Regions from separate parts of the Homo sapiens genome. Here regions 2, 3, 4 and 5 are each linked to region 1. The links are chromatin loops, found by intact Hi-C in ENCODE. Cell type or tissue: OCI-LY7. All regions are shown on one strand. Links, peaks and the distances in the headings refer to the core of each region. The heading gives the core; the rest is flanking DNA.

Evidence for each region. A loop is a pair of places that touch in the nucleus more often than their neighbours do. Peaks named below come from ENCODE experiments on the same cell type or tissue, not always from the same donor. Only the 100,000 strongest peaks of a DNase experiment are listed, where the experiment ranks them.
Region 2: a loop joins it to region 1, with 2.7 times the contacts of the local background. A loop is called at or near these places in 1 of 110 quality-filtered maps.
Region 3: it touches region 1 in a loop (9-fold over the local background); 1 of 110 quality-filtered maps calls a loop at or near these places.
Region 4: a loop joins it to region 1, with 5 times the contacts of the local background. A loop is called at or near these places in 1 of 110 quality-filtered maps.
Region 5: a loop joins it to region 1, with 3 times the contacts of the local background. A loop is called at or near these places in 1 of 110 quality-filtered maps.

What each region holds. Positions count from the first base shown.
Region 1 is chr2:80,734,379-80,740,683 of GRCh38, forward strand. No RefSeq gene overlaps it. Among named protein-coding and RNA genes, the nearest start is that of LRRTM1, 430 kb to the left of the region's middle. In OCI-LY7, for the core only: no CTCF peak of the experiment used is centred there; a DNase peak (open chromatin) is centred at 2,913; H3K4me3 peaks cover 438 bases; H3K27ac peaks cover 3,241 bases.
Region 2 is chr2:80,849,634-80,855,938 of GRCh38, forward strand. No RefSeq gene overlaps it. Among named protein-coding and RNA genes, the nearest start is that of LRRTM1, 550 kb to the left of the region's middle. In OCI-LY7, for the core only: CTCF peaks have their summits at 2,571 and 3,336 (motif pointing left); a DNase peak (open chromatin) is centred at 3,288; H3K27ac peaks cover 483 bases.
Region 3 is chr2:80,827,189-80,833,493 of GRCh38, forward strand. No RefSeq gene overlaps it. Among named protein-coding and RNA genes, the nearest start is that of LRRTM1, 530 kb to the left of the region's middle. In OCI-LY7, for the core only: no CTCF peak of the experiment used is centred there; a DNase peak (open chromatin) is centred at 3,893; H3K4me3 peaks cover 1,777 bases; H3K27ac peaks cover 3,405 bases.
Region 4 is chr2:80,528,750-80,535,054 of GRCh38, forward strand. The region is part of intron 9 of CTNNA2 (catenin alpha 2); the gene reads left to right. Among named protein-coding and RNA genes, the nearest start is that of LRRTM1, 230 kb to the left of the region's middle. RefSeq lists a silencer at 1,149-1,198 and an enhancer at 1,659-1,788. In OCI-LY7, for the core only: a CTCF peak has its summit at 2,789; a DNase peak (open chromatin) is centred at 1,882; H3K27ac peaks cover 1,202 bases.
Region 5 is chr2:80,323,262-80,329,566 of GRCh38, forward strand. The region is part of intron 7 of CTNNA2 (catenin alpha 2); the gene reads left to right. It overlaps LOC107985904 (a long non-coding RNA gene), which reads left to right. Exons shown (of 2, transcript XR_001739570.1): 2 at 3,772-6,305. Among named protein-coding and RNA genes, the nearest start is that of LRRTM1, 22 kb to the left of the region's middle. In OCI-LY7, for the core only: CTCF peaks have their summits at 3,127 (motif pointing right) and 3,329; a DNase peak (open chromatin) is centred at 3,160.

The DNA.
Region 1 (6,305 bases), core at 833-5,832:
CAAAAAAACTAAAAATTGAGCTACCGTATGACTCAGCAATTCCACTGCTGGGTATATACCCAAAAGAAAGGAAATCAGTATATTGAAGAGATATTTGCACTCCCGTGTTTGTTGCAGCACTGTTCACAATAGCCAAGATTTGGAAGCAACCCAAGTGTCCATCAACAGACGAATGTGTAAATATTTTATCCATTTTCTTTATTCATTGATCCATTGATATCCATTGGTACATATACACAATGAAATACTATTGGTACAATGGTATCCATTGGTGCATATACACAATGGACGATGGGATATAGAGTATGGAAGGATTGTTACCAGAGGATGGGGGTTGGGGGGAGAAGGTGGGGATGGCTAATGGGTACCAAAAAAGGTAATTAAAAGTGTTAATAAGCCCTACTATTTGGTAACACAGCAGAATGACTACAGTCAATAACTTAATTGTACATTTTAAAATAAGTAAAAGAGTGTAATGAATTGCTTGTAACACAAAGGTTAAATGCTTGAGGTGAAGGATACCCCATTCTCTGTGATGTGATAATTCTGCATTGTATGCCTGTATCAAAATATCTTATGTACCCCATAAATGTATATACCTACTATGTACCCAGAAAAATTAAATAAATTAAAAACCAAAAGACAAAAAAAAAAACTTTATTTTTTTTTTTTCTAAAAAGGCATCAGCATCTACCCAGGTATAATAGAGTGGAAATTCTCAGGTTGTAATTCCCTTTATGTAAATAATATTTTAACTCAAAGGAGAAACTCTAGTGGAGATTTTTTTGAATTTATTGAGATCAATATGAATGGTATGTTGACACAATGTGTTTCTCTAATAAGTTCTGCTTCTAAGAATTCAAAATCCTCTCAATAATATGCATGTTATATTCTGTTCTGTTTATAGCTTGAGAGTTTTTTTTTTGACATTTCTATCTTCAAATTGATGTCTTTACCAAGACAAACAGTGGTATGCAAAAGAAGAAGGACAACAGTAAAATTAAATAGGAAAAATAACACCAAAGTTTATTAGTGAGGTTAACCTAGGAAGCTACATAAGGTAAATAGGAAGTTCATTTTGTAAGTTAAATAAATCTACTTGAAACCAACTTTGCAAAAGTTATAACAGTGAAAAAATTATGATAGTGAAAGAGGTCTAATCTAACCAACTCCCATCTTGCCTTGAATTGCCAAACTGCCCTTAAACATTCTTGGGCTTGGGTAAAGCTAGTTTTGTGAGACATTTAGTTTATAGTTTAAATTATAATAGCCCTTCCCAAAAACTTAACCACTTTTGTAAAGCTAAGAAAATGCCCTAGGTTAAGAGTATGGAAGGTGCCTGAATTCTGCTAAGGACTAGGTGGAATGATAACCAGACATTATTCTAGAGGTCACAAGATTTGCAACTTCCCTAATTACTCCTACAGATAAAATCACTATTATAGAATGTAAAAGTGGAAATATCTTTTCAGATTTTTGCATTTCTGACCACTGATGGCTCCAGCTGGATCCAACAACCATTTCTGTGCCCCACTCAACAGTGGACTCAGCCCACACAAGGACCATTTTCCACTACTCTAGCATCCTCAACCACTCAGCAACACCAATTCCCTGGCCTACCAAACAATCCTTGAACAACTCTAGCCTCCAAATTTTGGGGGAGGCTGATTTCAGTAATAATAAAAGCTGGTCTGCTTAGCCAGCTCTGAATGAATTAAACTATTTCTCTATTGCAATTCCCCTGTCTTGATGAATTGGCTCCATGTGAATAGTGGGCAAAATGAACCCATTGGGCAGTTGCATAGTTGTAGCTCCTATTTAAGGGAGTATTTTCTAGCATGGTAATTACATTAGATTTTGACCTATGACATATTTAAAAAATTAGTGGTTAGAAATATAAACTTTCAATTCAGACTGCCTGGATTTATATCATAGCTCAGATATTTGCTATGTGGCGTTGGGCATAACTACCCTTATAGGATTGCTATAAGAATTACATCTTAAAAATTCATTTAAAGAACTTAATACTGATCTTATCAGGGAGGGGCCAAGATGGCTGAATAGAAATAGTTCCAGTTTGCAGCTCCCAGTGAGACCAACACGGAAGGTGGGTGATTTCTGCATTTCCAACTGAGGTATCCAGTTTATCTCATTGGTTAGGCAGTGGGTGCAACCCACAGAGAGTGAGCAGAAGTACGGTGGGGTGTTGCTTCACCTGGGAAGTGCAAGGAGCCAGGGACCTCCCTCCCCCAGCCAAGGGAAGCCATGAGGGACTGTGCTACTCACCCTGGTACTAGGCATTTCCCACAGATTTTTGCAATCCTCAGATCAGGAGATTCCCTCATAAGCCTACACCACCAGGGCCCTGGGTTTCAAGCACAAAACTGGGTGGCTATTTGGGCAAACACTGAGCTAGCTGCAGGAGATTTTTTTGTACCCCAGTGGTGCCTGTAACCCCAGTAACACAGGAGAACTGTTCACTCCCCTGGAAAGGGGACTGAAGCCAAGGAGCCAAGTGGTCTCACTCAGCAGGTCCCACTCCCATGGAGCCCAGCCAACCAAGAACCACTGGCTTGAAATTCTCACTGCCAGTACAGCAGTCTGGAGTCTACCTGAGAAGATCCAGCTTGGTCAGGGGAGGGGCATCCACCATGACAGAGGCTTTAGAAGGCGGTTTTCCCTTGACAGTGCTTAGGAGACTGGGAGGTTTGGACTGGGCGGAATTCACCACGGTAAGTATTTACCAGTAAGTTAAATAAATCTACCTGAAACCAACAGCAGAATTCACCACAGTAAGTATTTAACAGTAAGCTAAATAAATCTACTGAAACCAACAGCAAGGCAATGCAGCTGTGGCCTGACTTCTTCTCTAAGTTCCCCCTCACTGGGCAGGGCATCTCTGAAGGAAATGCAGCAGCCCTAGGCAGGGGCTTACAGATAAAACTCTCATCTCCCTGGTACAGAGCACCTGGGGGGAGGGGTGGCTGTGGGTGCAGCTTCAGTAAACTTAACCTTTCCTGCCTGCCAGCTCTGAAGAGAGCCACTGATCCTGACAAGGGGGATTCTCTCAGCACAGTGCACCAGCTCTGCAAAGGGACAGACTGCCTCCTCAAGTGGGTCTCTGACCCCTGTGGCTCCTGACAGGACAGACCTCCCAAAAGGGGTCAACAGGCATCTCATACAGGAGAGATGCCATCAGGCCATCTGGTTTCCATCAGGCCAGTGCCCCTCTGGGACAAAGCTTCTTGAAGAAGGAGCAGTCAGCAATCTTCGCTGTTCTACAGCCACCACTGGTGATACCCAGGTCAACAGGGTCTGAAGTGGACCTCCAGCACACTGCAGCAGACCTGCACAAGGGGGGTCTTACTGTTAGAAGAAAACTAACAAGCAGAAAGCAACAACAACATCAACAAAAAAGACCCCTACACAAAAACCCCATCAAAAGGTCATCAGCCTCAAAGACCAAAGGTAGATAAATCCACGAAGATGAGAAAAAAACAGTGCAAAAACGCTGAAAATTCCAAAAGCCAGAATGCCTCTTCTCCCCCAAATGATTACAACTCCTCTCCGGCAAGGGCAAAAAGCTAGACAGAGAATGAGATTGATGAATTGACAAAAGTAGGCTTCAGAAGGTGGATAATAACAAACTCCTCTGAGCTAAAGGAGGATGTCTAACCCAACTCAAGGAAGCTAAGAATCTTGATAAAAGGTTACAAGAACTGCTAACTAGAATAATCAGTTTAGAGAGGAATATAAATGACCTGATGGAGCTGAAAAACACAGCATGAGAACTTCGTGAAGCATACACAAGTAGCAATAGCTGAATTGATCAAGAGGAAGAAAAAATATCAGAGATTGGAGACCACCTTGCTGAAATAAGGCATGAAAACAAGATTAGAGAAAAAAGCATGAAAAGGAATGAACAAAGCCTCTAAGAATTATGGGACTATGTGAAAAGATCAAACCTACAATTGATTGGTGTACCTGATAGTGATGGGGAGAATGGAATCAAGTTGGAAAACACATTTTAGGATATTATCCAGGAGAACTTCTCTAATCTAGCAAGACAGGCCAACATTCAAATTTGGGAAATACAGAGAGCACCACTAAGATACTCCATGAGAAAATCAACCCCAGACACATAATCATCAGATTCTCCAAAGTTGAAATGAAAGAAAAAATGTTAAGGGCAGCCAGAGAGAAAGGTCAGGTCACCTATGAAGGGAAGCCATCAGACTAATAGCAGATCTCTCTGCAGAAAACCTACAAGCCAGAAGAAAGTAGGGGCCAATATTCAACATTCTAAAAGAAAAGGATTTGCAACCCAGAATTTCATATCCAGCCAATCTAAGCTTTATAAGTGAAGGAAAAATAAAATCCTTTCCAGACAAGCAAATGCTGAGGGACTTTGTCACCACCAGGCCTGGCTTGCCAGAGCTCCTGAAGGGAGCACTAAATATGGAAAGAAAAAAAACTGGTACCAGCCACTGCAAAAACACACCAAAATGTAAAGACCAATGACACTGTGAAGAAACTGCATCAACCAATGTGCCAGATAACAAGCTAGCTTCATGATGACAGGATCAAATTCACATACAGCAATATTAAACTTAAATGTAAATGGGCTAAATCCCACCAATTAAAAGACTGGCAAATTGGATAGTCAAGACCCACTGGTGTGCTGTATTCAGCAGACCCATCTCACGCAAACACACACATAGGCTCAAAATAAAGGGATGAAAGAATATTTACCAAGCAAATGGCAAGCAAAAAAAAGCAGGGGTTGCAATCCAAGTTTCTGATAAAACAGACTTTAAACCAACAAAGATCAACAAAGACAAAGAAGGGCATTAATGGTAAAGGGATCAATGCAACAAGGAAGAGCTAACTATCCTAAATATATATGCACCCAATACAGGAGCACCCAAACTCATAAAACAAGTTCTTAGAAACCTACAAAGAGAATTAGATTCCCAGACAATAATAGTGGGAAACTTTACTACCCCACTGTCAATATTAGACACAGCAATGAGACAGAAAAGTAACAGGATATTCAGGACTTGAACTCAGCTCTGGATCTAGTAGACCTAATAGACATCTAACTCTTTAACCCAAATAACAGAATACACATTCTTCTTAGCACCACATGGCACTTATTCTAAAATTGACCACATAATTGGAAGTAAAACACTTCTCAGCAAATGCAAAAGAACAGAATTCATAACAGTCTCTCAGACCACAGTGCAATTAAATTAGAACTCAGGATTCAGAAACTCACTCAAAACTGAACAACTACATGAAAATCAAACAACCTGCTCCTGAAAGACTCCTGGGTAAATAATGAAATTAAGGCAGAAATAAATAAGTTATTTGAAACCAATGAGAACAAAGAGACAACGTACCAGAATCACTGGGACACAGCTAAGGCAGTGTTAAGAGGTAAATTTATAGCACTTAATGCCCACATCAGAAAGCTAGAAAGATCTTAAACTGACATCCTAACATCACAGTTAAAGAACTAGAGAAGCAAGAGCAAACAAATTCAAAAGCTAGCAGAAAATAAAGTACTTAGGAATAAAACGTGAAGGACCTCTTCAAGGAGAACTACGAACCACTCTACTCAATGAAATAAAAGATACAAATAAATGGAAGAACATTCCATGCTCATGGATAGGAAGAATCAATATCGTGAAAATGGCCACACTGCCCAAAGTAATTTGTAGATTCAATGCTATTCCCATCAAGCTACCAGTGACTTTCTTCACAGAATTAGAAAATAACTACTTTAAATTTCATGTGGAACAAAAAAGAACCTGAATAGCCCAGACAATTCTAAATAAAAAGAACAAAGCTGGAGGCATCACACTACCTGACTTCAAACTATACTACAATGCTACAGTAACCAAAACAGCATGGTACTGGTACCAAAACAGATATATAGACAAATGGAACAGAACAAAGGCCTCAGAAATAACCCCACCCATCTATGACCATCTGATCTTTGACAAACCTGACAAAAACAAGCAATGGGGAAAGGATTCCCTATTTAATAAATGGTGTTGGGAAAAGTGGCTAGCCATATGCAGAAAACAGAAATTGGACCTCTTCCTATATCTTACACAAAAATTAACTCAAAATGGATTAAAGACTGAGATGTAAAATTCAAAACCATAAAATCCCTAGAAGAAAACCTAGGCAATACCATTCAGGGCTAGCAAAAGGGCATGGACAAAGACTTTATGATTTAAACACCAAAAGCAATTCCAGCAGAAGCCAGAATTGACAAATTAGATCTAATTAAACTA
Region 2 (6,305 bases), core at 408-5,407, 110 kb after region 1:
ATCTAGGCAAATTTATGCTGTGCCACCAAGTTTAATTGTGGGCACATTACTGAAGTAAATCACCATTTCCTAATTTGCAAAATGGGTACTATGAGAATACCAATCTTACAAGTTTCTTGTGGTAATCAATTAAGACCATATTTGTATGATACTTGTTTATAGTCCTAGCACTGGTATTATGCTTATAGTATTCTGGTTTTAGACTTGTTTTGTTGTTGTTGTTATTGTTCCTTAATTTCTACCTATTTCTTTTTGGTAGGACTAAATTTTGAAATGGTCATCCTCAACATTTTTACTGTCAGGCTCTGAAACTTCCTGTGGTCCTGCCAAGCTAAAACTCCTTGTTACCTATTTTGACCAGCCTATTTGGCACTAGACTTTCCTATACCTTCAAGTATGGTTAGGTACTCTGGATTCTGATATCAACTTCATCCCATAACTTGCAGCCACACACATTTTTCTGCACATGAATTGTCCTTCATCTTGTTCCTTTGCTTGCTTACCACCCCAGCCATTACACTCATTGTTCAGCTTGGCCCCGGCCCCTCCTTGTTTACCTTGTTCTATAGCTGTACACCACCTAGTACAGTCTAGTGTATAGGCTAGTGCCAACCCCTAGACTATAAGATCATTCTCTTATATTACAGGAGCTCCTGGATTCTTTAAGTTCTATCATCTTTCTTGACAATATAATAAATAGAACACTGTATCTCAAGAGGAGAAAATAAAATGTGTATGACCTGAAGTCACTAGCTTTTCGACCTTAACTGACAATCTTTGGGACAAAGATTTTCATTTTTCTTGGCACATGCGCAATTGGTAATATTCTATATCCAGATAAGAAGCCATGAGTCTTTTTTTCTCCTCCAACTGGATTTATTCAATATTTGTGTGGTGGATGAGATTCAAGGCAGGAAATTAGGTTGTTTAATGCCAGATTTGCAAGCTGGTTGTTAAGAAGTCCCTATTCAGTGATTTCTTTAAAAGTTTGGGAGAAAACTCAGGGTAGATTTTAGATGAATGCATGCTGTATGAGGAGTGAGGTGATACTCCCCACTCACAATAAGAAGACAACACAACGATTTTATATTCTAGCCCTTGATCATTATCCAGGATAAGTATATATTAAATGCTTGTTACATTCAGAACTTTATGCCAGCTGTAGTGGCTCATGCTTATAATCCCAGGACTTTGGGAAGTTGAGGTGGGAGGATTGCTTGAGGCCAGGAGTTTGAGATAAGTCTGTGAAACATAGCAAGACCCCATCTCTACAAAAATAAAAATAAAAAATTTAGCCAGGCATAGAGGTGCACATCTGTGGTTTCAGCTACTCAGCTGAGGCAGGAAAAAGCTGATGAAACAAAGAGAGTAAACTGTTAATAGTGGAGTCTGGGTGATACATATTTAAATGTTCATGGTAAAATTCCCTCAGTTTTCAATATTATTGAGATGTCAATGTTAAAATGTTGAAAATAATGTTAATAAACAAATATACGTTTGTATCACCATCTCAGTGATTCACTGGTTTGGTAGAATTAACAGATTCATTGAGATGTTATTAATAGGAAAGGACTCATTAAAATACTTGAGACTGTTCTGACAATCAATAGACATAACGCTTTATGCACCAACAGATATATACACACATTCGTGTATACATATTTATATTTATATATCTTAAAGCTATTAGAAATTTGAAGAGAAATTGATACAGGCACAATTATCATTGAATACTTAGGCAAAACTCTCAGATCAGAAATATACATCTGAAGAACATTTTTATCCCAACCCATTCCTGATTTCAAAGTCTGTCCCCCTCTTCTGTCTTCATTTCATAATTATGATCCTGTAATTCATGAACGACCTAAATTAGAATCATTTGGAATATTAATTAAATCTGCAGATTGCAAGAACCACTGTATTAATCTCTAAAGGTTTGAGTCCAGAAATCTGCTCTCCTAGCAATTCTCATGTCTTGGAGCTTAGACCATTTATTGTGGTAAATAAGGAGATAAATTGTCCTATGCTTTTGCATAGTGTATATTAAATACTTGCTACATTCAGAACTGTATCTGACTTCAAATCGCAAGAAGACTCTTTCTTCTAACTCTTATCTAAAACATTCGCTCCACTTGATCATATACCTATTATTTATACTCAGATTCAATTGTTAAAATATATTTCTTCCAATAAAGGCTTTTCCCATTTTAGATTACATATAATACTGAAAGGGTTAGCATGATATTTATATTATTAGCAGGTCCTTCTGGCTCGCAAATGAATTGCTTTTGTAGTCTCCAATCCAACATCCAGTTGAAAGCACATAAAGACAGGAGGCAGGATGAGAAAAGCATGAGAGGATTGGGCATCTGTATGTGAGTGGAAAGGTGAGTAGAGCAAGAAAAAACATCTTTTTTATTTCTGCCAGATGAGTAAAACTTTAAGTCAGGATCCAGTCAGGAGAAAGAAACCACACAAGTAATTAATTTTAACTGAGAGGCCTTAATATAAAGGATTTTTAACTAGGTACAATATTAACTAAGAACCTGAAAAGGCAGTAAGAGGACATCAAGGTATCAATGAGGAAGCAGTTGCAGGAAACAGCTTCCACCACTAGGAGTAAGGTAACAAAGAGAAGATATGAGAATTATTAAAATGTAAACTCTTCGAGGAAGCTAAACTCAGACCACTGAGGAGGGGCTGCTTCTCAGTTGGGGCTGGTGTCTCTGATCTTGGAGGAGGGGGCCTCTTGGGGATGGGGTGCAGAACTCCAAAGGGAAGACACTACTTGGCTACTCAGCAGTAGCCAAGAATGGATAGATGGATAGGTAAGTGAATGAAAAAAAATGGTAAGAATGAAGCAGCTTTCATGATTCTGTGTGAATCGTAGGAAACGTGTTATGATTTCTCATTATAAGTTGAGAGATAGTGTGATAGATAATTTTATGTGTCGACTTGGCTGGGCCACAGTATACCCAAATATTTAGCCAAATACTGTTCTGGATGGTGTCTGTGTTTTGAAGAGGGGACCTTGGAGGAGGGGCCTCATTGGGCTGGGGTGCAGATCTCTGAGGAGGAGTTACTGGCCTCCTGGTGCTGGTTTCTCTCAGTGAGCACAAATAGCTGGTACTGCAAGTGCTGGAAAAACCTGCAAACTGAATTAATATGCTGCTAGGGAAGGAACTGCTGCTATTGGAATAAAGAAACATTGCTCAGCACAACTGACAAGGGCAGAAAGCAAAAAACCAAACCGGGAGGAGTCAGTCCCTCCTTCTGCCAGCCTTGAGCCTCCCTCTACCTCCCCCTCTTGGTAGAGCCTTACAAGAAGCCAGCTGTCACAGCAGAGGTGGTTGCAGAGTTCCAGATAACAGATGACAAGGGCAATTGCCAATTATAATTGAATCACAGGGATCAATTCCAGAGCATCCTCTTTTCCCACAGTTCAGCTGACCAGGACTTCACGCAGACATGTGTCAGGATGTAAAAATGATCTGATTCTAATTAAGGCATAGTTTTTTTTTTATATCATTAACGCTAGGTTTGTACACTCTCATTCATTTTCCAAAATAAAATACTATTATTCATAGGGTTTGAGATTCAAGGTGAACTCAAGAAGTACCCATCCATATGCACAAAAGATTAAGATTTGCATAATTTACAGAAAGTTCTGCAACATTAAAATTCCATTTATTAACTATGAGGCACAGTATAAATGTTTAAGGGAAAATACCTAGCAGAGCATATGTTGTATTAACACCCTGAAAATGTCTGTGATATGGAAGTCCAGGTTCATTTCAGAGGCATTCTGCACAGTAGATTTGTTGTTATGCATAGTGTTATATTGCATTTCATTGCCTTGTGCTACAAGCTGCCTTAGAGAGAGAATTAGAGAAGAAATGACTTTTTAGGCTTTCATCAAACCCAATGATTATTTTCTGTACCTATGGCAAACATAAGAAATTCTCTCAAATAATTTTTCCTTTTGGTTCCTGAAGTCACTGACAGATCCTTGAAAAGCCCATTTTATTTCTTCCTGTTTGTTTTTGAGACAATAAATCGAGGGGCCAAAAAAGTGCCTAAAAGTAAGAGATGATTAGTAAATCTTATTAACTGATATGTGAATGGATAGATGGATAGGTAAGTGAATGAAAAAAATGATAAGAATGAAGCAGCTTTCATGATTCTATGTGAATCATAGGAAACTTGTTATGATTTCTCATTATAAGTTGAGAGATAGTGTGATAGATAATTTTATGTGTCGACTTGACTGGGCCACAGTGTGAACAATATTTAGCCAAATATTGCTCCGGATGCTTCTGTGAGGGTGTTTTTGGATGGAATTAACTTTTAATTTGGCAGACTTAGTAAAGCAAATTGCTCTCCCTAATGTGGGTGGGCTTTGTTAAATCAGTTGGAGGCCTGAATAGAAAAAGAAGAAATGGGACTGACTTTCTTCTGAGTAAGAGAATTCTCCTGAATGCTTTCAAACTGAGCTATTGGCTTTTTCCTGTCTTTGGACTTGAACTGAAACACTGGCTCTCCTTGGGTCTTGAACCTGCCAGTCTTCTAGATAAGGACTACACCATCCATTCTCCTTCTCAGGTCTTTGGACTCAGAATGGAACTTCACCACTGACTCTTCTGTCTCCAAATTGCAGACTCATTCTGTAGGTCTTGGGACTTGTTAGCATCCACAATCATGTGAACGACTCTCTTATAACAAATCTCTCTCTCAATCTCTCTCTCTCTCTCTATATATATATATATAAAATGTATAAAATATATACAAAATATACATTTATAAAAAGATTTGTATTTATATTCATACACATACATCCTATTGGTTCTGTTTTCTGGAGAACTCTGACTAATACAGATAGTGACTCAAATAAATGAAACAAAGAGACAAAATGAAGAACCTCTTGGCTCTTCAAGTTGAACTTGCAATTTGTTTGATTCTTTTCTTCTGTGATGTTACTGTTACAATAATCACTACTATGACAAGCTGCCATTTATTATTCACTATCTGGCAACAATGTACTATCCATTTTACCCATTTTATCTCATTCATTACTTTTGAAACATTTTGAGGAAAAAAGTCCTAGAGCTGAGTGAATAATAACTTGCCTGTGTTACATGTTTAACACACCCTACATTTAAATCTATGCTCTTCTGATTTCAAACTTTAAATTCTTAACCAGTCATGGATCCAACATTAAACACATGGAATGCCTTTAGCCAAACACTTCTTTATTTTCCCTTTTTGGTTTCCTCACTCAGAAATGAGGCATTAAATACGATGTACTTTACTGCCCATTCCAGATCTTCACAGTCTTAAATTCCATGATTCTTAATCAGTAGTTAAAAAGAATGCAGCACTCCAGCTACTACTGGAGCCATGGCCATATGAGTGCAATGTCAAGTACAAGGTCAGCACTTGTTTAGAACCTCACAGTGCTGTGGGTGAGTTAGAAGATCCTCTTACAAAGCAATTTGGAGACCCTTTGACTACCCTCAAGGATTTTACCTATTATTCCTGTGTGATTGTTGCCTCTAGTAATTTTACACTATTAATCTAGCTAAGTAGATAAAATGTGGCCTTAGAATTTTTTTTTTCTTTTTTTTTTTTTCTTTGCACTCTTTCTTTCTTCTTTGAATATCTCATGGTTTGGTGATGTCTTTTTTATCCTCTGGGTCCTCCTTTCCCCACTGCACTCCCATCCCAAGGACCCTGACTCCTGGATCCTGCCCCATGTGCTTCACCTTTCCTGCTCTGGATGTCCTAAACACCAAGGCTTCAGCATCCACTCATTCTTTATCTCATTTATTATCCCCCTGGGATGCTGAAAACAAATCTGGCAGACTAAACAGGTTTTCCAATGAGTATGTTACACAGATTGTTAAAATTTATTGTTATCAAGAAAAAGAGGTTTTATTGCCAGGTAACTTTAGAAAAGATAAAATTAAACACAACTGTGCTAGTTTCCTTGCTGCAGAACTCCTCAGTGCCTTTAATGTGCAAATGTGTCCAACTAAACTTCAAGAGTAAGTTTATGTAATAGATCTCACATTTTATTTTATCCTGTAGCCCTCTTTGCTCAGTCCTGTAGGACTTTGCTTGGTCCTGTGGGACTAAAGTTCTGTGGAACACATTTTGGGAAATGGTAAAGTATACCCGACATATAAATGAGTAAGTGCATTCGCCTTTCTAGAACACATATTTAAAAAGAAATTAACTTTCTTTAGTTGATGGGGATAGTTACTGACAACTCTTCTTGCAAGAGAGCAGTCTGTGAGGTAATAACC
Region 3 (6,305 bases), core at 801-5,800, 93 kb after region 1:
CACGGGTGGTAGTGGTTTTGCTGGCACTGTATTCTGCCTCTCGATATTGATAAAATATTTTATTTTGTGCTACAAATAAGATCTCTCTAAATACCTTTTCAGCCCTCCTCCAACCTATGTGTGTGTATACATACATATGTATGGGTGTTTATATATATATAATATATATATGTGTGTGTATATATATATATATTTAAAGCATATCTATATATATTATATATGTGTAGGGGAGAATAATATCTTTTCCAAACCTGTTACTGAGATCCCTAAAACAAAAGGCAGATTACCAAAAGAAGAGCATAATATTTTATTTAAAAAAGAGCTTTAGGTGACATGGGAACATTCAAAAATGAAGACCCAGAGACTCAGGGAAAACTGTATCTTTATGGACAGTCACACAAAAGTGTGTTTGGAGGACAAAGGGGTATAATTTAATAGCAGTAAACCAGGGGGAGCTTAGCAAGGCTTGTTTGTTCAGATTCTTCTTAGCGTCTGTGTGTGTCATTGTTTCCCTCCAGATATAGGACAGAACTACTGTCACATAAGCGTCTTCATGGGGGGGAGGAAAAGAGAATGACCTGCTTGCTTCTGCGGTTTTCGCAGTTTCTTTCAGCTTGAATTATTCATTATGCCAAAGTATAATGTTCTGAGCCCTGACACACACACACATATATGCATATTCTATACATATATATGTATTATATACAGTATATATCTATACTGTATTATATACAGTAATATACATCACACACATATATATGTATATTCTATATATACATATTCTATATATACATATATATGTGTGTGATGTATATTACTGTATATAATACAGATATTACATAAATAATCGTATATCTCTCACACACACAAATGGCTTTCTGCTTTTCAGTCTTCACATATAATAATTTATACTCATGAAGTATGTTTCCATTGCACTCCTGAGTTAGAGGTTCAGTCGCTATAATATGTCATGATTGGTTCGTTGAGTAGTGTAGGCTGAAAAATCTGACATTTGCCCAAACCATTCTCTGTTACACTGTGCAGAATTGAGCAAGTTACTTAAGCTTTGCCATCCAGTTTCAACATTGGGAGTGCAAGTGTATTTACTAGTAGTGTTTCTATCAATGTTAACATTAATTCATGTATGTGAAGAACCTGACATGGTAATTGCTTAATAAACTGTTTGTAATCCCAGCACCACTCTCCAACCTTCTTCTTTTCTTTGTCGACTAAAGGAAGAGTAACAATAATCAGGAGCATTAAAAATACTGTTTTTCAATAGAATGGAAATATATGTATCTTTATTCTAGCATTTAGCTAACACATACAATGGAAAAATATCACATATATAAAGATGATGGACATAAAATCTATGTTAGTATTTCACAAGAATCATACATACTTTTTCGTAAGTTTGCCCACAGGTTTATTATAGCACTAGTGTCAATAAATAACACTGTGCACATATTTACAAGAATATATTATATGCATGCCATTTCCTTGTCACAGCTGAAGCCTATCTCATGTAACATATGCACTAGGAAATCTTACAATCAAGGGGAATTTTTTTTAAACATCAATCCTTTTTGAGTCTTCCTTGGGTTGGACAAGAAATAGCATTTAAATGTCAGGTGTAATATATATCTGAATAGGATTTGTCATTATTAGTAAATTTGAAATATTCTGGAATGAGATGTTACCTGGGAATCACTTTCATGATACTTAGTTGAGCCTAGCATATCTCAGAATACCTCTCGTCTTCCCTCTGAGTTGGTCTTCCTGCTTTCGGTCTCTTCCTTGCTTAAAGAGTTATGTCTGTTAATACTTAAAATTAAGATTAAATAATTTAACTAGTTGTTCAAGACTAGTTACTCCCAATCAAACAGTAAGTACCCTCTCATCTGTGTGTGATAATGCTAGTTAAGCCAGGAGTTGAGTTCAGGTTCTCTGACACCATATTCACATTCCACATGGGCTGTCACTATGCTACTCTATTAGCCTGGTTGATGAATCTCTGCACTCCAGCCTGGATTTTCTGTGTTCATTCTTACCTCCGAGATTTTCATCACATTTTTGCCCTTACCTGGAATCACATCACTCCTTCTCCATCTCCACATATTCAACTCGTGATACCTAGTTCAAGTCTAGCTTTTTCTAAAGGATTACTTGTAGCAACTATACCTTCTCTGCATTTATAATTATAGTAGCTCATTAACTCATTTGATATATGACCATTAATATATTTCTCTAAGTCTAATAGTTTTATGATTATTAGTCATATCATGCAGGAATTGTGATTGTACTTTTTTTGAACCTCTTCAGCACAGTAAAGGAGTGAAGAGTGGCTAGTCTCTGTATTCATGCCTAATTTATTCGGGTTGAATTTGCCTAAATGATTGGTTCGTTCTTTTGTGTTTATTGTAACATTTATGTTTTAGAATTTGTTTTTCATTTTTCTGCTCAGATTCTTGCTACCATACATACTCTGCATACAGATAGTAATAAATTTTATGAGATTTAGTTTAGTGGTGTTCAAATTTTGGTGTACATATAGACTTTCCTGGGATCTTTTTCAAAATACACAAGCTGGTTTCTATTTCCCACAGTGTAGTGTAATAGACACTCTAACTGGCACTCTTGATTAAAACAAACTACGAATGTGGGAAAAGTACTAAAACAATAATTATAAATCCATTACTGAGCTGACATTTGCAGAAGCCAAAATGAAGTAAAAGCAAGGATTATTATGAAAGTGAGGACCAAAGCCAGCCTTCACTTTGTGATGCAGTGGTTCCATTTCAATGGTTGCACGAGAGGCAAGAGATTGGAAGCAACTATGATGGAAGTTTAGTAGAAGACTACTGCAAAAGCTGAAAGATGAAAAAGTAATAAATGGGCAAATACTAAGAAAACTAGTTTTTCTTGATCTTGATGAACTGAGAAGGGGAAGGAGGCTAGAATATTCCCTATATAGGTTTATGGTCTGGACACATGCTACCAATGTATTTCAAAAAAACTCAAGAAGATAACTTAATTGAAAGTGCTCACAGGCTGGTAGTGACCACAGATAACCAACAGAAGCAGAGAAAATTACTTTTGAAGGAACACAATTTTAATAAAAGTATCAAAGAATTTCCACAGAGAATTTTTGAGGAATGTTTGCTCAGAGTTAAAATGAACAAAACACAAAACAGAAGAAAACAAAGAAACATGAATAAAAGATCAGGGGATCATGGGGAATAGACTGTAGAATTAGATACAAAAGATATGTTTATTTAATGTATCTAATGGAGACTCTCACATTAGAAAACAGAATATGTATCAAGACATAAAAGAGATGCTTGAAGAAATAATCTACATATTAGTTTTGGTGAATATATATGACTGGGTATATTTGTCAAAAACTTAACTTATACACCTACAAAAGGTGACTATTACTGACTACAAATTGAACCTCAAAAATCTGACTTAATGAAAGAATAAACATCTTCAAAGGTCTTTTTAAAAAACAAATAAAATGTGGGACAGCACTAAAGTGATAATTACAGGGATATTTATAGCCTTAAATGTTTCTAGTTGTAAAGAAAAAAGGCTGAAAAGAGATCTGAAACATCAACTTTAGACAACAGGAAACAACAAAATATCTCTAAAGAGAATAGAAAGAAATAATAAAATAAATGCTTAAATTAATATAATAGGAAACAAATATTCAGTAACAAATGCCAACAAGCAGCTAAATGTTGTTTTTTGGGGCAAGAACTAATTTTTTAGTTGTATTAGTAACAAGTGACCACCAGAACGGGCTAGAAACCCATTTAGTCAAAGAATGACAGCTGTTTCACTAACCGCTTCTGAAAGACCGCCAACCACGAACAGACACACTCTGATAGCCGCACTTCTACAACTAAATATAACCAATCATTAACACCTGTGTCTGTGTTTGTGTAATTCTTGAACTCTGTGCTTGCCATAACCTTCTATAAATGTTCTCTGCTTGGCTCAGAGAGAATGTCATTAGTGTCACCTTTGCATACTCAGTTGTAGTTCTTTCAGTTGTTACTGCACACCTCTTGAAAGTTTTCAGCAGGTTCAAGTCTCTTTCTGCTTTTCTGTACAACTTGGTGCCCTTGCTCTAGAAGACTCTTGCTGTTCACCTGTAAACTTGTAGCCCAGACCTCTTCTCTTTCTTGATATATAACCAACTAATGATCGAACATCACCTGTATGCTCTGTAGACACTTCAGATAGATGTGTGTAAACCGAACTCACCTAGCCCTCCTCTTCCTCTATTTCTTATTTAGTACCAGCATCAACCCAGTCTCCTCAGCTAGAAACCTGGGTTTCATAGTTAACACCTGTGTCTCTTTACCTCCCCCCCCCCACCCCCCGCTCCCCAATCAATCAAGCACCAAAACCTGTTCATTGAGCCGCCTAAAAATGTCTTTAGTTCAAGAGTTCACAACCTTGACTGCCCATTGGAATCACCTGGACAACTTTAAAATGTACCAATGATTCAGTTTAAATTTTGATTTAAATGGTCGGGGGGTGGGTGCTGAATTTCAGGATGTTTAAAATCTTCTTAGTATTCTAATGTGAAGCGAAAGTAGAGAACCAAGCATGGCTCTGTCTCCTCACCTCCATTATCACATAACTTCAGGCCCCACAATTTCTTACATGAATTATTGAAGCCATTATTAAGATCAGTCAGGCTCCTGGTCTCTAGTGTTATTCACTTCAAATTCATCCTTCACACAAAATAATAGCATGTAGCTATAGAAATATGACAATTTATCTTCCTTTTAAAAATTTTTCCATGCCTGGCCATTAATAAAGTATAAAGTCTAAATTCTTTTAACAAGTCCTTCAGCCACTTCCATCACGTGCCCCCAATCTGATGATGCATGGCCTCATTTCTTGCCACTTGGCTTTTCAATATAATCTAGCATCACTGAGATGTTTATTTTCTCGTATGCATCCTGTTGTGCTTTTTCTTTTACATAGAATGACTATTCACCTACCAGCAATCTAGTTAGACTGATTCACTAGTTTATAAAATAGTCCAATACTTCCTTCTCCAAGAAGCCTCCTTTAACTCTCTGAGGCTGAGGCTGGATGTTGTTGCCCCTTGCTTTTTTTTTTTTTTTTTTTTTGGAGATGGAGTCTCACTCCGTCGCCCAGGCTGGAGTGCAATGGCAGATCTCGGCTCACAAACCTCCGCCTCCCAGGTTCAAGTGATTCTCCTGCCTCAGCCTCCTGAGTAGCTGGCATTACAGGCACATGCCATCACGCCCAGCTAATTTTTGTATTTTTAATAGAGATGGGTTTCATCATGTTGGTCAGGCTGGTCTCAAACTCCTGACCTCAAGTGATCCACTCACCTCAGCCTCCCAAAGTGCTGGGATTATAGGCATGAGCCACTGCGCCTGGCCAATGTTGCCCATTTTATGTTCCCATAATATTCAAAGCTTATCTTCCTTATTTCCCTTATCCTGCTTTATCATATCCTTATGTTTCTCCTTCCCTCAATAGGCTATAAGTTTCTTGAGTCCTCTCAGAATTTGATTTAACTCTTGATATGGTTTGGACTGATGGGAAATACAATGATCAATAACAATGGTATTTGTATTCCATTTGCTCATAATTTACATGCACAGGTAATTAAATTACTAATAGAGTTGGACAGATGAAACAGTATCTATATGAATACAGTCCAACAGGAACATAGAGGAAGATACAATTTACTGTACAGGGGCGTGGAAGTGAGGTGTTAGAAATGACTGATTAGGAGATTACACACCATCTAGAACTGAGCTCATTAAAACAAGTGCAGTTAAAATATACATAAGTTTCACCAGACCCATAAGAGTCTTAATGGTAGTTTCTTTACTCTGCATTAGAATGTCTTTGCTTTCCACAATGTTGGTTATAATCACTAGGTTTTCATTTTGCAGACAGAGGCGCTGATAGAAAGATTTCCAAGTGAAAATTTATGGTAATGATGTCTGGTTACAATGCTTTGCATATAGTGAAATCTTCCATAATGTAAGTACTTTCTCTGGTTTTTACTTATGGGATAGTCAGAGACCTATAAATATTGCTTGACCACGTGGACCACAATGTGAGCAGAGAGAAGGGAAAATGAGCTCTTTGCAGTTTTCATCCTACCGCCAGGTTACAATTATTAAACTTCCATTTCCATTATACATTTGTAATCTCTCATCAGCCTAGTTAATTGACTACTTGAACTTCCAAAACTCTGCTTAAAACAAGTAAGTTATAGAAATCAAGATATTCAGAGAATCAAA
Region 4 (6,305 bases), core at 388-5,387, 210 kb before region 1:
TAGACCCTTTGGGAGTTTTTGCCCAGATTGGAGGGCTGCTGCCTCTGACATGTTTTTACACTGATTCTTCGTGAGTCTCTAACATATTCTTTGGAACATTCTCAAACTTTGTAGCTCTTCAGTCCCTGAGGACAGATTAGACTTTTGGAAAAGCTGTATCTGGTGGAATAATGAATGGTGACATAGGGGTTATGTAAACATAAATAAACAAGTATTAAGAGATGAGAAATAAAAAGATCCTTCTCTTTGAAGAACACAACCAGAAAGGAACTTGGGAAATACGAGCAGAGATGGCTTCCTTGATCAGTGGCAAAGATTGCTGGGATTGGAGCATCTGGGGCAACTCATGTCCTGGTGGGCAGGCAGACAAACACCAGAGTAGTTTTTATAGGTATACCATCATACTTTGGGGTCAGCCAACTTTTATTGGTAAGAATAGTAACTATTTTCAGATTTGTAGGCCACATGGAGTCTCACAGATTTTTCTGTATGTAGGTGTTTTAACCGCCCTTTATAAGTGTAAAACCATTCTTAGCTTTAAAACCATACAAAAACGAGCCACTGGCTATATTTGGCCCATAGACATAGATTGTTACTCATAGTTTATAACTAAATACCAATGGAAAAGTATATCTATGTGTACATAATCTGTTGTGAAATAATAGGTATTAAGACATTTGAAAGTTAAATTTTCTGTCTTCAGGGAATGCTAAAACAATAATTGCAATTATTGCTTATTTAACTAAGCACTTACATTGATGAAGACCTCCAAATAGTTTTATAGCCCTCTTTTGTTCTCTCCCTTTCTCTAGGTGCACCTGAAAAATATTATTGGTGTTCACACAATGAGTATGCTTGCTAAACTTGGATCCCACAAAAGATTGCAGAGCCTATTTGAGGCAACAGCCTGGGGTTAAATAACGAAACAGCCAGCCTCTAGAGCACAAAACTAAACAGAAGCAAGTTACATAGAATTTCATTGCTTGCTTCTCTCTGGTACTATTAGTCAGAACACCAACTTAAGCTTTATTTCACGTAGCAGATTGAAAGGTCAGACTGGCCATTCACCCAGACTGATTCAGCGAGGGGGGTAAAAATGACCTACTGAGGATGAGAGTAAAACATTTCACTTGTAGAGAGTTGCTAAGGTGAGGCACATTTGAAGGGCACCATGGGGCTTGGCCTGCTCCTACGGGTGTTGGTTACAAGCATAACTTTGGCTCGGGGTTTGTGTACACTTCTGAAAGTGCAGCTGCGCCTTTCATCTAGAGCTAGCCATGGTCTCCTGAGAGCCTGAAGGTGAAAGCAAATGCATCTGTGGTCCACTACTGACCATGGCTCTGGACTGTGAGGGATGCATCTGCTGCCCAACAAGGCAGCAGTGGTTACTCGAAGGTCACCTTGGAAAAAAAGGGACTCCATGTGGCAGAGCCCTTTCTGAGAGGGCGTGAAATAACCCCAGGTGACGTGAAATAACCCTCCTGCCCACCCCCGGCACTGCTCTGCCCTGCTTTCTGAGCATCATGGAAATATTAGATTTCAGAGCTGAGCAAGGAGCTGTTGCAATTGCAGCCCTCAGTAGCAGTTTGTGGCCCATAAAAGGAAGAGTTGTAGGGCACTCAACAAGGGAGCTTCCAGCTCGGGAGAGACTTGTGAGAGCACTGGTTATCAATGAAAACCAGGAGGCCTTGTCAGACTGTGTATGTGTTTTGCAGGACACAGACAGGAAGAAACTAATAGTTGCAGGTATGATGAAAGTGGGGAGACCTTCCTGATGGGTTAGTGACATTAGATAGCCAGGAAACGTTGTTCATAAGTGGTATTAAGCAGAGGAGAACTTGAAGCAGGTGTCAGGAACCAGAGTATGAAGTCATATAAAGAAAGCAGAACTGGGATGAGCCTGACCACGTGGGAGGAGGATTTGAGAGTATCAGAGATGGTGCTGCAATACTTGGATGGTTTCGATAGCACTGTTTAATGAGCCTAAGACAGCAGATATGGAGAACTCTTTGATTTTTTCCCTCTCTGATGACTGAGGGATCTGGCCTACCACCTGGTCTGGGAATGGATGGGATTGCTCCCAGGGGAAAAGCATGGAAAAAGGGAGCTGTGCTTTGCACCCAAAGAAGCTTGAACTTATACACTAAGGAGAGAATTAAAACTTCATGAGAGAACATGGGGGAAAATGCAATAAAGATCTGAAAGAAAAGAAGAGGTGGCACTAGAGCTCAGGTAAGATGGAGTGAACAGGTTTGAGGGGTTGAGCTTGGAAAGAGTCCATGAGGCAATGCAGGTAATAGGAGGCAGGGGTTACAGGTTCTGAGGGCAGGGAGGGAGCTGTTAAGGGGAATGAGTTGGTTCAAAGGTCATTTCTTTAGTCAGTTCCCTGGTGCGGTCAAGGACAGCAGTCAGGTTGTCTCCCCTACCCCATATTCCCATTGCTGTGATTTACTTAGGAACCCTCTGGAGTTGTGACACAGGTTCCCAGGACTTCTCCTTCGGGCAGTAACCATTGCAGTGGCCAGACCAGGTGTTTACCAAGGGGCCAATGAGGACTAGTACCTTCTATTAGATATACTCTAGGGCTTTGTCTTGGGCTACCCATACAGACTGCTAAAGCCAGGAATGGAGCAGTAAGTGATAAGGAAGTGGATATCCAAGAAGGATACGGCCACAGATGAAAGGCTGCACAATTGGCCTCTTGGTTAGAGAGGCCTCTAGAGTGATCCTCCAGTTTCAGGAAGAGGTTGTTGATGGTGCTACATTGAGAGGTAAGCCAGATGGCAGTACTGACTCAGAATTGCTTCTCTGTTCACCTGCAAACTTCTTTTGTCAATGTTTGGGATGGTGGAGAATATCCTAGAGGTCCTTCTGGGTCTTCTGCTCCATGCCTATCTCCTCCTGGTTTTTTATTTGTTTGTTTGTTTTCTGGCCCCAGAACTTTGTGCTTTAAGGAGACCTGGGAGGGGCACATATTTTTATTCTTTAAGAACCTGTGCTTCTCCTCGATCCACTTAACTTTGATTTTACTTGTGTCATAAATACTATAAGTTGATACTTCTCTCATTTCCTGCTATGACGATGCTTTGGCATATTTGACAGGTCTGAAAAAATTAAATGGTTAAATCTCACCAAGTTTTCATCTAAACTGGGGGTTGGCAATCTTCTTCTGTAAAGGGATAGTAAGAGATCTTGGCTTGTGGGTCATATGGTCTCTGTCACAACTACCCAAATCTGCCATTGTCATGCAAAAGCAGTCATAGGCAATATGTATAAAAGGGTAAAGATGTGTTCCAATATGACTTTATTTATAGAAACAGGTGGTCAGAGGAAGAAAAGACCAAAGAACTTTTAGATAGGGTTGACAGAGTTTAAGGAAAAAACTCCTTGTCCTTATGTATTTCCCCAAAAGCCTGCCTGGGGAGCCTGAAATTTCAACAGTATATGGTAGTCCCCCCTTATCCATAGTTTTGCTTTCTGGAGTTTCAGTTACCAGTGGTCTGAAAATATTAAATGGAAAATTTCAGAAATAACTCATACATTTTAAATTGAGTGCCATTCTGAATAGCATAATGAAATCTTGCACCCTCTAGCTCCATCCACCCTGAATGTCAATCCTCCTTTGTCCAGCATATGCACTGTAGAGGCTATGTGCCCCTTCGTCACTTAGTATCCTTCTTGGTTATTAGATCTGCTGTAGAGGTATCCCAGTGCTTATGTTCAATTAACCCTTATTTTACTTAATAATGGCTCCAAAGTGCAAGAGTAATAATGCTGGGATATTTTTACAATTGTTCTATTTTATTACTAGTTATTGTCAATCTCTTACTGTTCCCAGGTTACAAATTAAACTTTATCGTAGGTATGCATGTTCAGGAAAATACATTATGTATATAGGGCTTGGTACTATTTGTGGTTTCAGGTATCTGCTGAGGTTCTTGGAAGGTATTTCCCATGGATTAGAAGGAACTACTGTTTGGTTTGTGTGTGTGTTTTTTTTAAAGCTCGAAAGGGCTCAGGAACATCTTAATTAGATTAAGGTGTTATATTACCTAGGAGAAGAAAATATGACCTTAGTGAATAGTTACTTTGATTAATCAATTAGCATCTTTTTCTAGGTAAACCAACAGCGATAAGAAAGAGCTGTACCCCAGAGGTAAGGGCAGATGGGAGCAGGAGGTAAGAAAGCACCCATGACAGGGAGGCTGCCTTGGAACTACGTTTATAGCTACTGTTTACAAGGTCTTGAACGGGGAGCCATGGGAGCCACAAGGATGAAAATAAAAATACAACCATTATCCTCAAAGATGTGGAAATTTAGTTGAAGATACATGATAGCTATGTGTGTATCTTTGATTTATACATCTAATTCCGTGTGTAGGTATCCTCCATCCATATAATAAATAATGGATAAGGCAATAGTATGTGGTAAGTTGCAATGGGTAGCACAGCCAGTAAGCCTGAAGGTGTTTGGAAGAGATCTATTTCTACTGGTTGTGTGAATGGGATGCCTTCAGCAACACGTGGATTTTGAATTGAACCTTGGAAGATTGCTAGTTTAATTGGCGGAGGCATCCCCTCCGCAAAAAAAAGAAGGCAATGTGGGACATAAACTGGGGACTCCTGACTGTTTTCCTTATTCTGTGTGAAGCGGGCTGTAGTCACAGATCCAATATTGGTTAGGATGGTTAGATTCATCCTGCATTGTGGATATGGCCTTGACTCCACACTTCCACTTGTCATCTGGAAATGTAGGAGACCAGGTTTTAGAGAATAGCTGCACTTACTTATTCATCTGGATCTTCATTCTGGAAACGTTCCTTGGCTTCCGTTAAATGTCAAGCACCGGATGGTTCAGTGCAGCCCTCCTGCATTGCCAGAGATGGATCCTGGAGTTTTCATCCTGCTAATATGCAGCCCACATATATGAAGGTCAACATGTTGTATTCACTGGAAATAAGTTGAGATTTCATTTACTTACATGAGATGCTGAAAACTAAGTAATAGTGGAGAGTTGCAAGGTTTTAGTTCCTCCATGTAAAGATGGAGAAAACAAAATCCCCTGATGCCTTTAGTAATTAAAAGGGCATTACATTCCCGGCATGGTTTAAGGTAAGACATGATAAGCCTCTCCTATCCTTTTCACATAACCACACATTATTGATGAGCCAGCATCAAGAAGGCATTAGGTGATGCTTTATTGTATTATTTTAAGCCACTGAGGTTTTTATATATGAAGGGCATAGATTTATGCTGAGTGATTCAGCTATGAAGCGGGCACATCAATTTGTTCATGAATGTGAGCTGGTGATTACCTACATTAAAGTCACCAGGGCAGACTGATCACTTTAATTTGGGCAGAGGCATGCAAACAGCATTTGCTAGTGGTGTGTGTATCCCTAAGAACACAGGCAAAAGAGCTGCTCTTCATCCCAGAAGAGCTCTAGAAAATGCAGATTTGTGTTTTTATAGATGTATAACTGTAGTCAAGGGTACAATGCCTGGTGGGACCATGAACAAATTTCTTCGTTGTACCATGTGGCAGGATGTTGTATAAGGTTCACTTGATATTAGCTGGTGTATGCTAATTTGATGATAAACTTATTTGATTAACTGATACAGAAAAGTTATACTTCCTCCTAATTCTAGATCATAGAACTGAGTGCCCTCCTATGTATGACTAAGTTATGACAAATTGAGTGGTCTTCTATACAACATGAAGAGAGTTTGTGGGAGTTAGTAAATTCAAAAAATTGGAATTCAGCAACTGTGATCCCAGATATGTGTGGAGGGGTAAAGTAGGGATTCTGTCCTGCAAGAATTCAGTCTAGCTGGGAAAATGTGAAGTGGCTACTTGAGCAATCCTGATTTGCACTTGTGGTTTATAGAACGAATAGTTAGAAGGACATTCGGATGATATGTTGGTGGAGAAGTCAAGAAGAAACAGTGTTGAGGAATATGGGATGCAATGCTGGTAGCACTGGAAAATTGGCAATTCACTTATTCCAGGGACCTTTCAGCAAGGACTATGGTCACAGGTAAACAAGTGCCATAACAATTTTCCTGATGCAGAAATTTCACTTCCGACAGGAGCAAAAACTAGATGCCTAAAGATGTGTATTACTTTGTTTTTGGTAATAGCAAACATTGGAGACTCCCCTAAATGCATGACAGCAAGGAATTAATTTACCAAACAATGAGGCAACAACATTAGGGAATCTTATTCAATAATTAAAAAATATTGGTTAGAAGTGTATATAAAATCTATAAAATATTTGGGATCTAACGGGTTGAAATAAGCAGTG
Region 5 (6,305 bases), core at 493-5,492, 410 kb before region 1:
AATAGGGCTCCGAACAGGCCTGGGAATCTGCGTTTTGAGGCGGTCTCCCTAGGTGGTTCTGATATGCATCCAGATGTGAGAATCATCGCCAAGATCTCCTTTCTTTCTTCCCCTTCATTTCTAGCTTTTCCTCTTCTCTCTTTCCTCCTTGCTTGCCTGCTGTCTCACAAATACAACTCCTCTTTTATTTTCCCATGTATTTTCCTCCCTCCCCCAACGTTTTAAGCATCTGTTGTGTGTCAGGCACTGTCCTAGATGCTTGGAAGGTTATGATCTCTGCCTCTATGCAGCATCTGTGGTTTCTTATTGACCTTCTCTCTTGCCAGCTCCTCTTCTCTTTCTCTCTGTACTTTCATCCTCTCATTTTCTTAATCACGTTCTTTGTGTTTCTTCTTTTCTTTCTTTTTCTCCTCCTCCTCCTCCTCCTTCTTTTTCTATTAGTGAATCCATATGTATTTTTAGCACCATGAATATCAGGATTTAAAAGTTTCTAGCATCTGCCTGGGTTTCAAGCCACAAATTCCTCCCATCATAGCTTACAGGACTCCTAGACCACTAGGGGTGGGTGGAGCAGGATATTCCACCCTAACTCTTTACAAGGAATTTGCCTTTTCTAGAGTTCAGTATGAAAAAACAAGTCAGGTTACTCTCAGCTAACATTAGTGGTATTTCAGTTTTCATAATGTTTAATGACCTCTTTAAGCTTCCCTTAAAGCTGCAATTAAAGATTGCCCTTCAGTCAAAAGAAAAGCATGTAAAAATGGGGCTTGCATCAAGAGAGAAAAAAACAAATAACCTCTCTGAATTAATCCTCCCCCTACCCCCCATTATTCAGGCTGCTGTTTTACACAAAGACACTCTTTTGAGCATGAAAAATATGAATTGTTACAAATTTACCTGTTCTAAAGTTTCAATTAAAGCTAAGTGACACATGAATATGAAGACTGTCAGAACCTCTCCAAAGTTAGGTGATTTGCTTTGCTTTGAAGGGGGTCGACAAAGGGGCTCTCTTGGATCCTCGTGGGCCGCTGCTCGCAGTGTGAGGCACTTTCACGACTCTCAGAGTCAAGTCATAGGCGAAGTCAGGACATTCTGCTTCCATGCTGAGCTCATTTCTTCAGCTTTCCTGTGGATTTGAGGTCGAGGGCTGCAATCATCATGACCTCTGATCGTCTCGGGGTTAAGCCCCTACTTAAACTATTAACTAACTTAAAGATTTCATGTACAACACAATCAGCCAGCAGCTATTTATTAAAAAGCCTTTCATGTAAAAAGGTTTGGAGGACCTAGGAATTGTGAGAAATGTTTAAAAGGTGAGATGTTAATTCTTGGATGTGGGGGAGACTGATTTACATGAAAAGAGAACTAAATTCTTAGCTTCAAGTGATTTCCCAGAATGCTTGGAATAAAATACTCCTTTTTTGGCGTGACCTTGAGACTCCAAATCATCTGGACCTTGACCACCTCCCTCCCCTCATCTTGCTGTTACTATGTCTCTTATTGGTTTTATTCCAGACACACTCTTTCCTTTGATCTCCCCCATGCGGGATCTGTTTTATGAATGCCCTTCCTCCCATCTTTGCATAGCCATCTCCTTTTCGTCACTCAAGTTTCAATTTAGAATCACTGCCTCAGAGAACTCTTCCCTGACCACTCCATCTAAAGAAGGCATCAGATCATTATCATAGCACCTGCTTTCATGTTCTGCCATGGCACATATTACTACTGGATATTATGTTCCTATGTATGTATATTTCTCTCTCTTCCCCACTAAAATATAAGCTTCATGAGAACAGGGGTTTCAATGCTTCTGTCCCACCTAGAAGAATGCAAGGCATTAAAAATATGTTCATTAAATATATGTCAAATGAATAAATGAATGAAAGACTATGTCACTTGCCAAGTGAGGTTTTTCAGACATTGAACACTAGTGTTTCTAGAAGAGGGAAGAATCACTCTAGGCTGAAGGGGAGAAGAATTGATTAGAGAGGAGGAGATACCTGACTTGGATACTGTAGATTTGCAGGATTTATAGCTATGGAAAGAAGGATGATGAGTTTCTTTCAGGTAAGGAAGTATTTGGCAATTAAATGATCTAATCCATTTTGGCACCAAACCAGACATTCAAGTATAGGTGAATCCTTTAACCTTAGTCTCCACTTTTGGTCTTGGAGGCAAAACTACTTGCCATTCTAAAGTAGAGGTAAATCTACTTGCCATTCTAAATCTGTGGTTCTTAAAGCTGTTTTTTGTTTTGTATTTTTCCTGATCAGAGAACTTTGTTATGTCACTCACCATAACAAAAGCAGCATCAGAGAAATCTTGTTTAAATAACTGCCTCTTTCTCTACAATATGAGAAGGGGGAAAACATTTTTTCCCTTCACTGGCAAAGAAGATGGTTATGGCTGATTAATCAGGCCATTAGATACAGTTTTGCTGCATTCAGTAGAAGCCATGATGAGAATTTAGCTTGAATATTCATGTTATAAGTGCTACATGAGTTTGGAATGCTTATAGATTTGCAAAATTTGAGAGCTAAAAAGGACCTTAGAGATCACTGAGATTCTGCAGCCCATCCTCCCTAGCATTTATCATTTTACAGCTTAAAATGCCAGGACCCAGAGTAGTAAAGTGATTGGTTTATGGTTACATTGGTAGCTGGTGGGCAAACAGATTATCAACCCCACCCTTGTGATTCTCCGTCCAGCGGTCTTTTTATTGAACCTTAGTGAGCTTCATGCATTTGGTCATGTTACATAAGCAGAAAGAAAATCTGGAAGCAATGACTAGGCATACTCATAGAAGAAACCCCATCATCATTTTCAAAGTCGCAGTGGTGAAAGTGAGAAATACATATTGAGGGAACTTGCTGGCATTTGAAAGGGAATAAAGCAGTATTTGTAAGCCCTTCTAAGAGTAGGTAGAGTACAAATTAGGGAAAGTGGATGCTATTGTTTTACTACCTCTATATATTTTCTACATTATCCAAAAACTGCCATGCTGAAATAATAACACACTGCTATAATTTTGTATCATTTAACTGGCAGTACACAGTACATGGAGATTTATTATTTTTACTAATGAGTTTAGCTTTGCTGTTGCAAATAGTGTCAAATGTCATTCTTTTCATCCTCCAGCAGATGGCAACTCTAGTCTTCTTGTCATTTTATCTATTTCTATACTTAGAAGATGTTGTCCTCTGCCATCCCTGCCCCCCTTGCCTCTCCCTGAGAAGTTCATCTTTATGTACTGCTCAGGGTGATATGGGTAAGTGGATCCATCCCTCTGCCAATGGAATCAACTCCATTAGCATCTGACTGTGAAGGCCAATCTAAGTGTGCCTAGAAATAACAAAATCACAAATTAGCCAATAGTTCTAATTTTTTTTTAAAAAAAGAGAGGGGGAGAAGATAGAGATTCTAAAATAAGATGTACCACAGAAAACTTTCCATTTAAGGAAAAAAATCTTCAAAAGAAACAAAATGTCAGTTTCTCCAGCTCTAGCTTTAAAGGAAGATGGGTTTGATTAGATTATCTGAGTTACTGGCTAAAAAAAAAGAGCAGTGTCAGATTTCTCATACACTGTGATTTTTGGTCTCTCTGCTGTCTCTTCTCTTCCATCCCTCCTTCCCTTTTACACACTTTTTCTCAGTTGTCAAAAGTACTGTGCCTAGCCCCCTAATTTATTTGCTTTTTAGAAACCTGGTTTCTCTCTCTAGGTGTGTTCCTAAGGCACTACCGCTGATGACATTTATTTTCTCTCCTCCCAGTCTTTGCTCCCACCACTCCCACCCCTTCTCCTACCAGCTAGATCCTCATAACTCCTACAGGATTGCAGAAGTTCAAACACATGCTGTTCTCTGAGTGTAACTCTGAGGGCAGCTGTAAGAAATCAACAGAAAAGAATAGCTGCTACTCTTTTATTAAAGGAAAAGTTAATGATCACAGGCATGAGCAAGTGGATTCTGTCACCAATTCCTCATTGTAAGGCTTCCTACAGATTTGCAAACAGATCTCCTGCCTAGAGGCACTTGCTTGCATCAGGAAGGCCTGAGCAGGGACATGGGACGGACACAGGATGGGAATGGATTTGGTGGTCTGCAAATGCTACGTGGAGGGAACTCTTGCTAACTCATCCTGTTCCAAAGAACCTAACCATCATGTCTTCTTCAAAGTTGAAGAGCTGTTACCTTGATATACCAACAACTAGACAGAGGCTAAAGTGTGGAGCAAGGAAACAGTAACAGTAACATACCTCTTATTTAAGACAAAAAAAAAAGCAAAGTTGGCTTTAGTGAGTATGAGTTTCTTGATTATTACTGTCATCATGTGAAAATGTGAGCTGACGCTGCAAATACAATCCTTGGAAACAACGAGGACGTGTGGAAATCTAAGTATGTTATCATTCACTGACAACCACTAATGAAGACAGGGGAGCTTACTTCAAACCCACAAATAATTAGCACTGACAATAGAAGTATAAACAGAGCTTTATTTAATTAATTCCCTAATTGTTCTTTCCTGCTTTACTATCTGCACCCCTGCTTTGACTTTAGATATAACATATGCCCAAGACTTCCTTCTTTCAACTTTGTGATAATCATGTATCCGTTTGCTCAGTGTGGGAAACCATCTGAGCTAGAATTCCTTTCCCTGCTTTATATGTATAAATGTTTTTTTATTTTTTATGTTACTTTCTCTGTTTTCCCACAATTCGGATGCCTGGAAATGTTGACTTATTAACATGGATGGCTTATCTAGCACTCTGTTAGATGTATTTCACAGTTAATATGAAATGAGAAGTGAACAGTTGATGATTCTGGAGTGATGAGGAGAGCTCTCTGGATTCTCCATTCTGTTCTTTACAGCAACAAACTCTTTGTCCCTGTCTCCTCGCTCACCCACATTCTAATCCCAGCAATCAGAGAGCAGATGGACTGCTTTTTTGGGTTTTGTCATTATCTGTCTTTGTCAGGGAAGCATGATCAGTTCCTCATTAAAGGGCCGATAACAACTCCTTCTTTGCTCTGTCCTGAATGAGGAAGCTGCATTGGAACCTTTCATGTGGTGACTTCAAGTTGTGTGAGGTAAAAAGGCATGTTTGTGTGTGGCAGGAAAGTGACTCTCCATAGGGGAATGGCTAGGCTGAGGGGCCAGACTGAGGGACCTACTGAGAGGAAGGACAGTGTAGAGGGGAATAGATTTGGAGCAGTCATCTGGAGCAGCAGGTAGTCCAGAGAGTCAGCCCTAGTGGCTGGAGTGGGTCAGCCCTGATCCTCTTACAGAGACTGTAGACTCTTTCTCAAGTGGCTTTGCTGGTTATGGGCAGCCTCAGCTCACAAAAGTTGATTACAGCCAGAAGTTAAATCAGAGGCTGCTTAGGAATCTTGCCTGTGAAAAGGGCTAAATGGTGTGTGAATGTATTTGTGCATGTTGTGTATGTTTGATGACAGTCATGCTTCCATTATTGACAGGATATGTTCTGAGAAATGCGTTTTCATTGTTGGTCGAACATCGTAGAATGTACTTATACAAACCTAGATGGTATGTATTTTTTTATTTATATACATTTTTCATATGGAAAACTAAATGTCCCAGCACCATTACGGAATATAAGTCATTTTCGCTACTTGATCTGCAATGCCAATATGAAGGACCATGTATCAGGTTTCTATATATGTTCCATTACAGTCTTATGGGATTATGGTCATATATGCAGTCCACCATTGGCCAAAATGCCATTATGGAGTGTCATTATGACTGTATAAGTTTATATGTAAGTTTGTACAGTGCAGTTGGTATTCCTTTTGATTACTTTTTGTATAATATTTACTAAAAATATTTGCAGAAAGTTCCCGAGAATCACACAAACTCTGTTTGCCCCTGTCCATGTGATGTGAAGCAGGTATCAGCTGACTTCCTTTCAACCTTTATTTGATTGGTATTTGCTGGATCATTTGGGTGAATAACCAGCCTGGTGTTCATGGAAAAATATGCAACAAGGAGTTCCTGCTTGGAGAAGTAATGTTTTGTTTGAGGAAACAAGATGTCTGTTATAAACACTTAGAGAAAATTCTCATATTATGTAGAAGTAAATGAAACAGTGTGGTAAAGACTGAGAGGAGATGGAGAATGATCCCATTGCACCAGGTTGCTCTCATTTTCTCTCTCTTAATGAATGGAAAGGTTGTATAGATTATTTCAGACTTAAAGAATGTGTAGTTTTGGTCAAAGAGCAGACACATGGGAATAAGGAAGTCATCCTGTGGTCACAGAGGATGTAGGGAACAGGTTGGCCAGACTG